Linked DNA regions of Homo sapiens: regions 2 and 3 are each linked to region 1. A link is a loop called in an ENCODE intact Hi-C map of the cell type or tissue named here. Cell type or tissue: OCI-LY7. All regions are shown on one strand. Each heading gives the region's core, and the rest is flanking DNA. Links, peaks and the distances in the headings are about the cores only.

Region 1 (7,598 bases), core at 1-4,000:
TATTTGTAACCTAAGTACTTTAAATTTGCATTTTTTAAAACTTTGATTCTTGTTCTTTTGACAGTGACTGTATTTTTAAATTCATTGACACCCAAATTCTATGTGGCACTTACAGGGACCTCTTCATTGATATCAGGACTAATATTTGTAAGTAGTTTCCATTTCCTTCCTTCATGTTTTGGTGTTTATCTAAAGATATTTTTTTTTTTTCTTTTTTGAGACAGAGTCTTGCTCTGTCGCCCAGGCTGGAGTGCAGTGGCATGATCTCGGCTCACTGCAACTTCCGCCTTCCAGGTTCCAGCAATTCTTCTGTCTCAGCCTCCCGAGTAGCTGGGATTACAGGTGCCGGCCACCATGCCCGGATAATTTTTGTATTTTTAGTAGAGATGGCATTTCACCATATTGGTCAGGCTGGTCTCCAACTCCTGACCTCAGGTGATCCGCCTGCCTTGTCCTCCCAAAGTGCTGGGATTACAGGCGTGAGGCACCGCCCTGGCCTAAAGATCCTTTATATGGTTATAATAATTATAAATTATTATTACCTATGGATTAGCATTTCCAAAATGTATTCAGCATTTGAAAAGAGTTACCTATTCAAACAAGTTTGGGGAACACTGCATCTCCCAATCTACTTTTAAGAGATTGACAGTATTTATTTACATATTAAAGGCTTATTGTAAACTGTAGTCAGGGAGGGCTTGGGGTGTGTTGGAAATTAAATGCCTGCAGAGCCCAAGTTGGTAACAAAAATGAGTGAAATGGATAGAGTTTAATAATTAAATTCTTATTTCTTTGAGGACTGGGTAGCCTGGACAGTGCATGCCCCTTCTAAAAGAGGCTAAAGCTAATTGTTGCCATATAGACTTGGAACTAGTATTACCAGGTTTTTCAATTTTTCAAATGATTTAAAGAGAACCCAGACAGGCCGGACGTGGTGGCTAACACCTATAATCCCAGCACTTTGGGAGCCTGAAGCAGGCAGATCACTTGAGGCCAGGAGTTCAAGAACAGCCTGGCCAACATGATGAAACTCCGTCTACTAAAATACAAAAAATAACTGGGTATGGTGGTATGTGCCTGTAGTCCCAGCTACTCGGAAGGCTGAGGCATAAGAATCTCTTGAACTTGGGAGGTGGAGGTTACAGTGAACCAAGATCTTGCCACTGCACTCCAGCCTGGGCGACAGAGAGAAACCCTTTCTCAAAAATGAATGAATAAATAAGTAGAACCTGGACATACAGTTTTTATATAAAATTTGCCCATTAAAAAAAAATTGAGATGGAGTCTCACTACGTTGCCCAGGCCAGAGTACAGTCGATATTCACAGGCACCATTATAGCACACTGTGGCCTTAACTCCTGGGCTCAAGCCATCCTCCCGTCTCAGCCTCCCTAGTAGCTGGGATTACAGGCATGTGCCACCATGTCTGACTACAGCATTTTAATATTGGCAACATTGGGAAGACTAAAATTTATGTGTCATGAATTCAACTTACAGTTTTTTCAAGCCCCAGTTTCCTCATCTGTTAACTGGCAGTTAATAGCATGAACTTTATAGGATTATGAAGAGTAAATCAGATAATGTTGTAAGTTTATAACATGATAGCTGGTTCAGAATGTACACTTAATGAATTTTGGCCATTATTCTGAGAATTCTCACAATTAAGAAACCTGTTTGGCCTGATACAGTGGTTCATACCTGTAATCCTAGCACTTTGGGAGACCGAGGTGGGGTGATAGAGTTCGAGACCAGCCTGGGAAACATGGAAAAACCCTGTCTCTTCAAAAAAATACAAAAATTAGGCGTGTGTGGCGCACCTATAGTCCCAGCTACTGGAGAGGCCAAGGTGGGAGGATCACTTGAACCCTGGAGGGAGAGGTTACAGTGAGCCAAGATGGTGCCACTGCACTCTAACCTGAGTGACAGAGCAAGACTCTGTTTCAAAAAACAAAAACAACAAAACTGTTTAACTTTAATTCAACTTTTCCTTGAAGAAGATATTTTTAATTTAAAAAAAATAAAATATTTTTTATAATTCACGTTAACATCCCTAGGATGTCATGTTTACTAGTGTACACTTTGGAACAATACTGCTGCAGATAAAAATCTTAAGAAGTTTTATGCCATGCATAGCCAATAAATTTTTCTCTTCCCTTTAAATTTTTATTTATTTTTTGTAGAGACAGAGTCTCACTGTGTTGTTCAGGGTAGTCTCAGACGCTTGGGCATAAACGATCCATTCTCCTCGGCCTCCCAAAGTGCTAAGGTTCCAGGCGTGAACCACCATGCCCAGCCTGTTCTTTTTTTTATCTCTAGGTGGTGCTCTCCAGCTGTAGTAGAAATAGCATTTGTATTGGATCTATTTTTTTAAATAGGGACTAAATACAGACCATTTTGTTAAAGTGAAATGCCAAACAAGAACGAGATTTTTCTCTTGGCTAAAAAAAATAGAAGCTATTGAGGAATTCAGGATTAAAACTACATGTTAATATAAGCCTCATAATTTAACATAAGCATATTTTAGCATGTTTAGTCCATAGCATACAAAAGTCTAAGTAAAGACGATAAACTGTCTTTAAGCCAGGCACGGTGGCTTACACCTGTAATCCCAACACTTTGGGAGGATGGAGTGGGAGAATCCCTTAATGCCAGAAGTTTGAGACCAGCCTGGGCAACAACAAGACCCTGTCTCTATTTAATATGGTTTTTGTTTGTTTGTTTTAAAGAAACTATCAATATTAAGCAGCTGATATAGTGGAAAAAGCTCTGGTTTGGGAACCAGAAGATAAAATTTTGAATCTTAACTCTGCCACTTACTAGCTGATAATTTTGGGCAAGCTACATAAACTGTCTAAGCTATAATTTCCTCATTTATAAGAGGGGGATAACTTATATATATGATGTCTAAAACCTTGTAAAAAACTTTTTGTGGCCAGGTGTGGTGTCTCGTGTCTGTACTGCCAACACTGTGGGAGGCTGAGGCAGGAGGATTGCTTGTGGCCAGGAGTTCAAGAGCAGCCTGGACAAATGAACAAGATCTGGTCTCTGTATAAAATTTTAAAAATTTAGCGCGTTGTGGTGGCGCATTCCTGTAGTCCCAGCTACTTCAGAGACTGAGGTGGGAGGATTGCTTGAGCCCAGGAAATCGTGGCTGTGGTGAGCTGTGATCATGCTACTGCACTCCAGCCCGGGCAACAGAGTGGACCTTGTCTCAACAACAAAACAACAACAACAAAAACCCAAAAAAACCTTTTGTTACTCTTTATAAAACCGCATTTTAAATATACACAAATTAGGAAATTCAAGTAACATTTTAAAGGTTAAACTGTATTATTACCCTTGCAATGTTGATGGGTTTTTATTAGCAAAGGTTGTTGTGTTTATAATTTCTTTTACCACCTGGATTTAACAAACTTGTATATACATATAATCACATATACATGTATAAAGAGATATATTTATGAATCAGTCTGGTGTAATGGTTGGAAGCTCCGAAGTCAGGCAAACCTGAATAAGAATCCCAGCTCTGCCAGTTACCAGTGATGTGAACTGTTATTTAAATTTGGAATGTGTGTCCTCATCTCTAAAATCAGTTGTTATAAAAATTAAATGACATAATGCATGTCAAGGATTGGCATAATGTGTGGCTCATAGAAAGCTTTTGATAAGTATTTGCAGTTATTATTACCATTGTTCATTTGTGTTAAAAAGTTGACTCAAAAGTTGAAAAAAGCCCCTAACTTCATACTCATTCATTAGAAAACCCACCTGCACTTTGTATGGTGAAGGGAAGTGTGTTGTTGTTGCCCTTGATGGTACTTATCTTCTCTTTTTTTTTTTCGAAACAGTGTTTTACTCTGTCACCCAGGCTGGAGTGAAGTGGTACAATCACAGCTCACAGCAGCCTTGACCTGCTGAACTCAAGCAATCCTCCCACCTCAGCCTCCAAAGTAGCTGGGACTACAGGCACACACCCTCACACCTGGCTCATTTTTTTTATGTTTTGTAGAGATGGGGTCTCACTATGTTGTCCAGGTTAATCTCAAATTCCCAGCCTCAAGTGATCCTCCCACCTCAGCCTCCCAAAGTGTTGGGATTATAGGCATGAGCCACCGTGCCTGGCCCTATCCAATTTTCTTAGCCAAGATTTATTCAATATAAACCTTTTCTGTCACATGAACAGTTTCTGCTTGTGTAAAGAAGTTTTATCTCACTTCTTAGTAAAATATATGGTAGAAGTCAAACCATGGCCTCATTTGGTGGTAATTCTTGCTAACTTAAGAGTGAGCAGAAAGAGATACCATTTTAGACTGAGCATAAAACATTAGTGACATGATAGAAAAAATGCTGCACCATGATTTTCTCACACTTTCCTATAAACGTTGTGGCATGTAGTCAGCGGGCCCCAACATGACTATACTTTTGGCACCTATGTAGCATATTTGTTCTGTTATTTACTGAAGCAAAAAAATAACATTCCTACAGATTTGAAAATGCTGATTTTTTTGTGATGGGTTCTGTTTGTGGTCATAGTAAAATAGTTTTCAAAAATATTATAATCTGGCCGGTCATGGTAGCTTACACCCATAATCCTAGCACTTTGTGAGGCCAAGGAGGGCAGAGCGCTTAAGCCCAGGAATTTGAGACCAGCCTGGGCAACATGGCAAAACCTTGTCCCTACAAAAAACATAAAAATTAGCTGGGCATGGTGGCACATGCCTGTAGTCCTAGCTACACGGGAGGCTGAGGTGGGATGATCACCTGAGCCCAGGGAGGTCAAGGTTTCAGTGAGCTGTGATCATGCCACTGTACTCCAGCCTGGTGACAGTGGGATCCTATCTCAAAACATTTTAAAAAAAGGAAATAAAAAGATTAAAATCTCTTAGTTGTGCATATGCTTTGTTTATTCTTTAAAGTAATACATGTATCCACTACATTTGGCAGAAGACTAGTCTGTCAGGTGACTTTTTTTTTTTTTTTTTTTTTTTTTGAGACAGGGTCTCACTCTATTGCCCAGGCTGGAGGGCAGTGGTGCAATCTCAGCTCACTGCAGCCTTGACCTCCTTGGGCTCAAGAGATCCTCCCACTTCAACTTCCTGAGTAGCTGGAACTGCAGGCATGCACCACCTCACCCAGCTAATATTTTATTTTTATATTTTTCTGTAGAGATGAGGTCTCACTGTTTTGTCCAGGCTGGTCTAGAATTCTTGGGCTCAAGCGATTCTTCTTGAGGATCCCTCTTTTGGGACTTCTTGGCCTCCCAAAGTGCTGGAATTACAGACGTGAACCACCGTGTCTGGCCTGGTTTCTCTTTTTATATCAGTGATAAACCATGGAAATAGAAAGAAATGAATATCCTGATTTTTAAATGGTTCAATATGGGAATCAACTTGACCTTAACCTTTATTAATAATTTTGCCAAATACCAGAGTAGTACTTTTTGCTTCAGAAAGCACTTTCTTATAATTCTTGTTAACCACATTTAGCTGAGGCTCTGAGATATTAAGAGATTAAGTGACTTGCCCACAGCACACAGCTAATAAATGACTGATTTGGGAGTTAAAACATGGGCATGCTGATGCTAGTCTAGTCTGTTCATCCACTATGCTTATTATTTGAAAACTGTTTATGCTGCAGATAGAATAAAATGACAATGTAACTTAACAGAGTTAAATTACTTATAGATTAAAATGCTTCTTTCTGTTTTTAATGCTTTATTACATATGCCTAGTTTTGCTTAAGCTTGTCTAAATTTTATGACGGAACTATAAAAAATGTATTTCACTTTTACGTGACATGTTATTGGTGAATCTTGTGTTTGTATGTTTTTTTCTTTTTGAAAGGAGAGTGCATTTAAAATGCTGAATTGAACAGGACATCTTGAGAGAATGTTTTAATTTGAGCTCATGTATCTGCTGATCGATTCTAAGTGCAGGATATTTTCTGTTTGTCATAGATATTTGAATGGTGGTACTTCCATAAGCATGGCACATCTTTTATTGAGCAAGTATCTGTAAGCCATTTGCAACCACTGATGGGAGGAACAGAGAGCAGCATTTCAGAACCAGGTTCTCCTTCGAGGAACAGAGAAAATGAAACCAGCAGACAGAATTTGTCAGGTGACTACTTTTCTAATGTGTTTTCAGAGCTGTGTATTTAAGATTGAGTTTGGCTCTGGGAGATAGAAAACTCAAAACAGCAGAGTGCTGTGGTGTGCATGTTTGTGTTTCCCCCAAAATTCTAATCACCAATGTGATGTTACGAGGTAGGGTCTTTGGGAGGTGATCAGGTCATGAGGGCAGTGCCCTCAGGGATGTGATGAATGCCCTTATGAGAGACCCCAGAGAGCTGCTTGCCACTTCTACCGTGGGAGGACACCACGAGAAGGCGCCGTCTGTGAACCAGAAAGCAGACCCTCACCAGACACCAAATTTGTTGGTACCTTGGTCATAGACTTCCCAGCCTCCAGAACTGTTAAAAATAAATTTATACTGTTTATAATCTACGCAGTTTGTGATATTTTGTTATAGCAGTCCAAATGGACCAAGACACAGAAATTTGTCTTTCATGTTAATATAGTTAGTCCATGGCTAGTATGGAAAACAATAATCATCAGATACCCAGACCCCTTCTATTTTGTTAGCCTGCCATCTCCAAATGTAGTTTTTACTTTGTCGTGTAAGACTGTTGCTCTTGCTTCAGCCATCATATCCACATTCCAATCAGTAGGAAGGAAAGAAATCCGGGGTAAGGTCACTACTTCCCTCTACTCCACCCCACAGAAGCCAAGGACTATTCTCAGAAATGTTACATACTATTTCACCTTACTTCCTACTGGTCAGGTCTGTTTCATATGGCCATTACTAGCTATAAGGAAGGCTAGAAATTTTCATCATTTTCTCAGTGTATATATATATATACGCCCAGCAAATCAGGGAATCTTATGACTAATAAAGGAGAGAACAGAAACAGCCATCTCTGCCAAGAGAGAAAAGTAGGAAAAAAAATTTTTTTCAGTATACTTAAAAAGGCATCAAAGTCTCAGCTCTTCATGGATGGATATTCCATTGTCATACTTTTATTGTAGACTGTTCCTCTATTTGTGTCGAGTAATCGCAAATTTATTTATTTATTTAGTTAGAGACAGAATCTTGTCTGTTGCCAGGCTGGAGTGCAGTGGTGCGATCTCGGCTCACTGCAACCTCTCCTTCCAAGTTCAAATGATTCTCCTGCCTCAGCCTCCCGAGTAGCTGGGACTACAGGCATGCACCACCATGCCTGGCTAATATTTTGTATTTTTAGTAGAGATGGGGTTTCACCATATTGGCCAGGATGGTCTCAATCTCTTGACCTCATGATCTGCCCACCTTGGCCTCCTAAAGTTCTGGGATTACAGGCGTGAGCCACCATACCCAGCATTTTTTTTTTTTTTTGAGACGAAGTCTCTGTAGCCCAGGCTAGAGTGCAGTGGTGCAATCTCAGCTCACTGCGACCTCTGCCTCCTGGGTTCAAGTGATTCTCCTTCCTCAGCCTCCCAAGTAGCTGAAATAACAGGCATGTACCACTGCACCCAGCTAATTTTTGTATTTTTAGTAGAG
Region 2 (4,000 bases), core at 1-4,000, 150 kb after region 1:
AGAAAACTTGGTATAGATACAAAATGGAATATTATTGGTCATAAAAAAGAATGAAATCAACTCATTTGCAGCCATAAGGATGGTGCTGGAAGTCACTATGTTAAATGAAATTAGCCAGGCACAGAAAGACAAATGCTGCATGTTCTTACTCATATGTGGGAGCTAAAAAACTTGACCTCATGGCCATAGAGAATAGAATGATAGATACCAGAGTCTGGGAAGGGTGGTTGGTGGGAGGGGAATGAAGAGAAGTTGATTAATGGTTACAAACATACAGTTAGATAGAAGAAATAAGTTCTAATGTTTGATAGCAGAATAGGGTGACTATACTTGGCAACAATACTTTGTATGTTTCAAAGTAACTAGAAGAGAGGACTTGAAATGATACCAACACATAGAAATGATAAATACTCAAGGTGATGGATACCCCAAATATCCTGACTTGACCATTATACATACTACGTGTATAACAAGCTTGACCATTATACATACTACGTATATGATCATATATACCCCATAAATATGTAAAGTATTATGTATCGAGAAGAAAAGGAGAAAATTAGGTACAAGTATTAAATAAAGTAGTGCTTCATTCAACTTACTTTTAGTTGAATTCCAAAAATGCTTATGGCTACCACTCCAAGGCCATCCAACATGTGGGAAAGTGTGATATAGGAGAAAGAGTGAAAGGAGACAGCAGTGTTAACAGATTGCAGTTAAGATTTAATCTTATTTTGCAAATTTTACAACCACATTGCTTGGGCTCTTCAGGGTTTGGAAGGGGCCATGCCAGTGATGGGCCTCGAAGCTTAAACCTCATTAGCTTCTTGGTAAATGTGCCTGTGCTCATGATGCTCCTCAATTCAGGCTTCCAGTGGCCCACCAAATAAGGGCACAAATTCTTTGCCTGGGCAGACCATGCCCTTTCCTGTCGAGTTCCTGCTTACTTCTCCTGATCTAGACTTCCATCCCAGGCTTCTCACCAGAAACACGGTGCCTGCTGGCAACTTGGTGCACTGTATATGCTATCCTCATTCCTTGGAATGCCCTTCATTCTCTTCTTCACCTGGGAGCATCTACCTCTCCTTCAAGACCAAGACAAGTGTCCCTTCCTCTGTGAGACCTTTCCTGACTCCACTGGGGGTTAACTGTGCAGCCACAGCTTGTTGCTCTATTTATTATAATCCACATAACACTGCGTTTCATGTTTGTCTCTCCCACCAGCACCTAAAATCCCTAAAGGCCTGTAACTTATTTCTCTATCCTAGTGCCTATCACAGTGCCTGGCACCTAGTAGGAACTGTGGCATGGATATTTCAATGAAGAAAATCTCTTTGTTTTCCTCCCAGAGTGCTGGCTCTTGCTTGCTTACTTGGCTTATTATGGGTTTTGTATTTTACAGCATCGACAGTATAAAAAGAGCAAGACATTTCTGAAGCATAATTAAATGGATGAATGCATAAATAGATAGAATCCTCCTGGCCCCTTTTTAACAGTTATGAGCATCTACTATATGTCAGCCACTGTTCTAGGAGCTACATAATACTAATAGCTATCACTTTTTGAAGGCTTATGTCAATGACCAGTTTTAAGTCTTAAATTTGCTCATTTAAGGCTCACAACAATGCTGTGAGGTGGTTTCTGTTCTCTGTTTTTTTTTACGCAGTCTAGGCTTCGTTCCGCTTTTCAGGCAGGGTAAGCTGCTGTGCTCCGAACTTAGACACCAGGGAGGCGGCTGAGCACGGGGACGAGAGGAGGCGCATCCTCGTTTACGCCGGCGTCTGAAGTGGGCCCCTTCCTGGCCACTGACCCTGTCCTTCCCTCAGAGAGGTGGCGCGCGGCCAGACCTCGGTCGTGAGAGATTCACAGCATGTGAAACACCAGGGGGCGCAAGTAAGTCAGCTTTCCGAAGAAGGGCGGGGCTGCCAGCCCGGAGTAGCCCGTCGGGCACGTTGCAGCCGGGCCTTGGCGTCAGAACCACATGGCTTCCAATCTAGACAAGCAACTTCTATCACCGCCCCTTCACCCACAGCGCCGCTCCACAAAGGGAGCAGCAAACCCATGGAGTTCTTACTATGTGCTAGGCACGTGCCTGCTTTATCTCACGGGATTCTCACAAAACCCTGAGAGGGAGGTTCCCATCTTTATTTTACTGATGCTGAGATGGAGGGTGGCGGAGGTTCACTCACTCGTCCAAGGTTGCGCACGGACCGACAAAGCTCCTGTTCTGAACTGCTTTTCTTGCTCAGACTCCTTGCTGTAGTGTACCCAGAACCCTATCAATGCAAACCGATCTCCTTCTCCCTTTTATTTAAAGCAGGTGCTTCTTAAGTCTCTAGACCCGCGGGTTTCCAGCTCTCCTGAATCTTAGGGGCCCCATCCCTCATTTGGAACACTTGTAATATCCTGCCCTGCACAACCCTGAGAGTCACCTCTTTGAGACATGTTTCTCCACCAGAGTGTAAATGCCAGCCCTTAGCATGATGCTTGCTTGACACAGAGTCAGTACTTAATAACTATATGCTGAATAGATGAAGGGCAAGCACAGCGAGTGTGTGGTGTGTGTCCCCTTCTCAAGCTGGCTGAGGTCTGCACGGAGCCAGAAGCAATAAAACCGGTTGAGTATGTGAATAAGGATTTGTTGGTGTAACATTTCTATGTTGTTCTACCTCCTGTATGTTTGTATCCAGCTGGGCCTGCAAACTCTCAAAAGGCAAGGATGAGGAGTGTGTGTGTGTGTGTGTGTGTTGGGTGGGTTGTTGGGGGAAAGTGAGGCGGCACAGGGCAGGGAGCAGAGCTTTCCCATGGTGAGAATAAGGCCCACATAGAGAATGAAGGAGTGAGAGATGCCAAGATCTGAGTAGAGGGGAAGGAAAACGAGCCCTGAATAGTAGCCTTGTGTGTGGCCCTGTGGCTCTGACTCACCAAGACTCAGGAGAAGGAAAACACGCTAGGGATGAAGAAGGGGCCTGTGTGCTTTGGTCGCCACCCCTAAACTACCCCACCACCCCGAATCCCTTTGGATCAGGGTCTTCCTGAGGACACCCTGTCTGCTCAGAGGCACAAACCATCCTAGAAGGCTTTGATTTGGGTTGGGTGGGCTGAGGGAGCGGGGGAGTGGGAGGGTGGGCACTAGAGAGAAGGGAAATGGATAAGTCCTTTAAAAACGCAAAAGCCCCTTCCCAGCAGAGCTGTTATGTTTGAGTTCAGGTGCGGAAGGCGTCGGAGGAGGAGGAGGTGTCTCCCCTCAAGCATTCAGTTGTTCCCTCCTCCACAAGCAGGTGTGGCAAGTCAGACTCCCGAGCAGGGAGGGGCTAGATGCTCAGGACTTTGGTGGCATCTTGTCCATGCCTGACCTGAGGAGCAAGACATGCCTGATGAGTGCTTCCCAGAGCTGGTTCTAGACAGATGGAGGCACGGCCTGGGAAGAGAAGCCCCACCATGCTCCCCCCTCCTACCCTTGCTCCAGCCGTCAAACCTGTTCAGAGACATGAGGACAGGATTTTTGTGGCAACAAGTGTGGCAGGCAGACAGCCCTAGGCAGAGGGCAGGGCCTGGAATATGGGGCAGCCCAGGTGAACAAGATCAAAGCCAGACATGGTAGAGCAGGTGAGAGGGAAGGAGTGCCCCAGGGAGCAGCCAGGGCTGGGCTAGGAACTGCTGGTTTCAGGTCAGCTCGGGGAGGAGCAGTTGGCTGAGGCAGGATGAGGGAGCCGGACTTTCTGTACAGGCCAGGCCTTGCTGTGAACTAGACATGCACAATTGGGCCTGTCCCCTGGCCTTTCTAGGGCTCATTTTCCTCATCTCGATTATGAGGGTCTCCTCCATGATGAGCTCTAGCTCTAACATCTGATGACTCCACGTGTGTAGGGAAATCATCCTTTTCCTTTCTCTGCACCAAAACCCAATTCCTTCAGTATCTTGTTTCTAGCTGAAGGTCTCAAAGAAAGCTAGCTGATCAGTGGACTTATACTTGGGTATTTGACTGACAAAAAGTCAA
Region 3 (4,000 bases), core at 1-4,000, 110 kb after region 1:
GAGTCCCAAAAAGCAAACTGCTGTCTGAGCCAGATAAAGATGGGCAGCGGTTACTTCATGTTGTCTCAACAAAGACCCTGAAGATGCCAAGTCCCCAGCCAGACCAAGCTCATGAAGGCAAAAGGTAGCTTTGATCTCACTCAGAACTTTGAAAGGTTTTTCTCCTCATCCCCCTTCTCCCCTTTCCCTTTCTAAAAGAATGTTTCAAGCCAGATGTAAGATATAGGCCTCTCTGTTCCCCCAACCAGAACCCCCCCTCCTTGCCTTCCCCAACACTGCAGAGATTTAAAAAAAAAAAATTCAAAAGAGATTTTTCTGAAACAGGAAAACAGGGGGTGGGGGTTGGGATAAGGAGAGACGGCATCTTGAAATGATAGGAATCTGCAGCCCAAGCTGGCGGGCCCCTCGGCCAGCTACCCCTCACCCTTCAGCCAAGATTCCAAGTCAAGAGGAGAAAAGCCACAGGGTGCAAGGAGAGAAGAGACCACATTTCGGGGAGGGGGGCTTGCACGGGAAGAAGAACGGAGTAAGGAAAGGACGGGAGGCACTGCCTGGTGGAGAGGGGCAATAGCCTAGTCCAAGAGGCCAGTTTGATTGTGGGGTGAAGAGGAAAGACTGAGTCTTTTCTAGGTTCAACTCTCCCTGCTTTGCCCTCTCCCCATGGTGGGGAAGAAGGGAAAGCAGCTCCTTCTCCTACGGGAAGGTGATGAGTGCCATCCAAGGAGTAGGGGGCAGGGAGGATTCTAAAAAGAACAGACACGAGACATCCAGTGGATCTGTAATGCCTTTTTGCCTCATCTGCCCTCTTGTGAAGTGTCTGGAGTCTAGGGCCTGCAAGAAATCTGGGGAGGGGGTCTCTTAGTATCTTGGGACTCCGCAGCCCTCTGGCTCTTGGAGGGGAGAAATGGGAGATGGGAAAGAATAGGAAGAAGGGAGGGAGGCAAAGTTTCCTAAGTGACATCCTCAAAACGGTGGCTGAAGACAAATGCCTAGATAATGCAAACCCATGCGTTTTGTTTGTTTTAATTGTGGGAGTTAATGGGGTAAATTTTGCCTCGATTCCATTTCTAAGCCTCGGCTGGGTGCTGCTGCCTCACCAAAGCCTTCCTGTGGTATGGGTGGGCTAGACTAGCGAGCTGCCCCTTTCTCCACCTCTCAGAGGGCGACCTTAGGCGATTGGGGCCCTGGCGAAGCTATTGCGGGCCCTGGAAGGTTATTCGTTCCTTGAACTCACCCTGAGGGAAACTCGGAAGGTAGCTTCTGCCCTAAGGGGCTTGAGCTGAAATAGAGGGGGTACAGCACGTGGAGGCCTAAGGAGCCGCGACCACCGGGCATCCTTGCTCCGAATGCCCAGCGCCTTTCTCACCAGTCGTGTAAGACGCGGCGCCTCACCCTCCCGCCACCCCGCGACTTCAGATTTCAGTGACAGTCCTGCCCGAATCGTCTCCAACCCGTCGAAGCAACAGCCTGGTCCCGTGAGCAGCCAGTCCCTCCAGGCGCCTCCGGCCTCTCCTACCAAGCGCCTCACCCGCCCAGCCTGAGAGCCACACTTACCACCAGGACGTGTCTACGCGGGCCGGCAGCGTCAGCAGCAGCAGGAGCAGAAGGCAGGCAAGACCTAGGCGGGCCGAAGCCCGGGAGCCGTCGGGGGCCGCGGGCGACGGCACAGGGACCGGGGCGCTGGCGCGCCGAAGCGGGAGCTGCGCAGCTTCCTCCGCACCACCCGGTCTCAGCATAGCTCCCCGAAGACTCCCGCCGCGCAGCCCGGAGGGGCGTGGACGGGGCACCTTCTGGGGGTACTCAGGCTGCTCCTACCTCACCCCCCTGGGGGGCCATGGTGTTCGCCGGCGGCTGGGGACCTAGGATCACCTGGGGTCCAGAGCCCGGGAGGAGGATCCCCGAGAGGGGCGCAAGTTGCGATGTCCGGAAGCCGACGACGGCGTGCCGAACCCGGGGTCTGGGGCGCGCTGCCTGAGGACCGGGTGCGGTGTCAGGGGGTCTGCGGCGCTGAAGGGAGCTGCGGGCCTAGTGTGCGGACAGCCCCTTCGGCCGCGGGCTCTCATTGGACGGGACGGGGCGGGGCCGAGGCCGGGGACACGCGCGGCCCTTAGGGCGGCTCCGCCCGCGCCAAGCCCGGGGCGCTCCGCGACGCCCTAGGTGTAGCAGCCGCCTCCGCCCCTCGGGGCTCCCGCGCGCCACCGCGCTGCACCCCCACCTGCTCCCGCACGCTGCGACGGGACGCCGCGGCTCCCTCCTGCGCCCCAAGCGCCCAGTCCCTGCCGACACCGCGCCACCGGGTCCTAGCGCCCTTCACTCAGCAGCCCCACTTCTATGGGTGACGGCCAGGCTGGCGGAGCGGGAAGGGGATGCGGGCACTTCCCTCCTGTCCCCAACCTACAGTGACACCGGCGCTGAGCACGGAGGATGCACTCATTTCCTCCATCCTTGCGCTTCTGTGAAATGGGTAGAGTCCCTGCCACCGGGAGTTGGAGGTCTTAACTACCTTTTCAACACTGCCTACAGGAGCGCCGTGGGCAGTCGGCTTCTAGCAGGGGATGCTTTCAGCTAGAGCTCATCGCCCCTGCTTCTTCTGAGCCACTGCACCCCCCACCCCCAATGCATCACGTTTAGACCTGGCTCCTGCTTGCCCGGCCTGCCCGGCCCGGGTGCTTTTCTTTACGGACCGGGAATCGACTGCCGACGCTAAGGGGGCACCTGCGGACTCCCCGCCCCTTACTCCTGGGCTCAGCGGAGCTCAGTCTCTCCCCGCTCCCCCTCTGTGCCTCGGTCCTCCACCCTCTCGGGCGGGGCTGAGAGTATGAAAGAATCAGAAACAGCTGGGAGGTTTTCCCGCACCAGAGGCCAGGGTGGGGGTCCTGCCGAGAGAGTGGAAGCCCTGGAGCTTTTTCCCTCCTTCGTCTTCTCGCCCTGCCTCCTCCCCACTGCTCCTTCACCCTCCCTCCGCCCGCACAGCGCCTGGGGGCGTGGTAAATAGGGAAGGGGTGGGGAGGTGCAGTCTGCCGAAAGAGACTCTCCTCTCCCCACCACCCCAACCCTCAAACCTCCCAGGATAGCAGGTACGGGCCCTGCGGGCACTGTGGCCCTCCGTCAGAAGTAAAATTCTTTTTAAAATCCTGGGCTTAACTTCGAGAGTTCAGAGTTCACCTGGGATCTGGCTCCAGTCGCTTCTTCAGCCTCAGTTTCTCCCACCTCGCAGGTGTCTTTCCTGCCTCCTCATATGATTTTAAAGTCCTGGGGTAAACAACTTACTAGTAACTGCCGATGCCCCCAACTCCAAATTCACTGTCAGTCTTTGGTTGGGGGTGGGGGGCGGTGGTGGCGTTAGAGGTGCCTCCCGAGTGTAAGCAGATGGGGTGCAGCTGGCTGCAGACATCTCAGAGACAGAGATAGTGGAGAAGGTTTCAGAGGAACCTTTAACCTCTCTCCCCACCGCCTCCGGGTCCTAGCGCCCCTCACTCCGCAGCCCCAACTTCTGTGGGCGGGCAGAGTGGGAAGGGGCTGCAAGCACTTCCCTCCTGTCCCCAACCTACAGTGACACTCCTTTACCCCCACTTTCTGTGGTAAGGTGATGAGTGCATTCATTAATTCAACAAATACTTATTTCCTACCACATGCCAGGACTGTGCTAGGCACTAGGGACCCATTGGTGAACAGTCTATGCCCTCATGGAGTTTGCCTTCTATTGCAGGAGGATAGACCATAAACAATAAACATCAGAAGTAAAACAGAGTATGTTAAAAAGTAGTAAGTGCAGTGGTAAAGAGAGCACAGTCAAGGGGATGGTTACAGTTGCAACTAGGATGATCAGGGTAGGCCTCATTAAGGTGACATGCAAGCAGAGATTTGAAGGAGGCAAGGAATCAAGCCAGGCAGCTTCCTGGTGAAGAGCATCCTAAGCCGAGGGCAGAGCCCGTACAGGGACCCAAAGGCAGGAGTGGGCTGGTGTACGAGGGTTATCGAGAAGGCCATCCAGCTGGAG

Evidence for each region. Peaks named below come from ENCODE experiments on the same cell type or tissue, not always from the same donor. Only the 100,000 strongest peaks of a DNase experiment are listed, where the experiment ranks them.
Region 2: a loop joins it to region 1, with 7 times the contacts of the local background. A loop is called at or near these places in 19 of 110 quality-filtered maps.
Region 3: a loop joins it to region 1, with 4 times the contacts of the local background. A loop is called at or near these places in 50 of 110 quality-filtered maps.

The regions. Positions count from the first base shown.
Region 1 is chr1:112,609,362-112,616,959 of GRCh38, reverse strand. ST7L (suppression of tumorigenicity 7 like) reads left to right here. Exons shown (of 15, transcript NM_017744.5): 2 at 65-147; 3 at 5,957-6,119. Among named protein-coding and RNA genes, the nearest start is that of ST7L, 6.0 kb to the left of the region's middle. In OCI-LY7, for the core only: CTCF peaks have their summits at 2,125 and 2,327; a DNase peak (open chromatin) is centred at 2,289.
Region 2 is chr1:112,464,194-112,468,193 of GRCh38, reverse strand. It overlaps a transcript of WNT2B not described here. Among named protein-coding and RNA genes, the nearest start is that of MIR4256, 4.4 kb to the right of the region's middle. RefSeq lists enhancers at 1,489-1,768, 1,949-2,048. In OCI-LY7, for the core only: CTCF peaks have their summits at 1,654 and 1,853 (motif pointing right); a DNase peak (open chromatin) is centred at 1,723; H3K4me3 peaks cover 1,233 bases; H3K27ac peaks cover 1,581 bases.
Region 3 is chr1:112,506,999-112,510,998 of GRCh38, reverse strand. WNT2B (Wnt family member 2B) reads right to left here and starts at 2,034. Exons shown (of 5, transcript NM_024494.3): 1 at 1,555-2,034. The coding sequence starts at 1,736. RefSeq lists enhancers at 799-1,298, 2,223-2,766 and silencers at 1,398-1,692, 1,686-1,795, 1,856-1,935, 1,996-2,105, 2,116-2,245. In OCI-LY7, for the core only: no CTCF peak of the experiment used is centred there; DNase peaks (open chromatin) are centred at 2,328 and 2,978; H3K4me3 peaks cover 1,817 bases.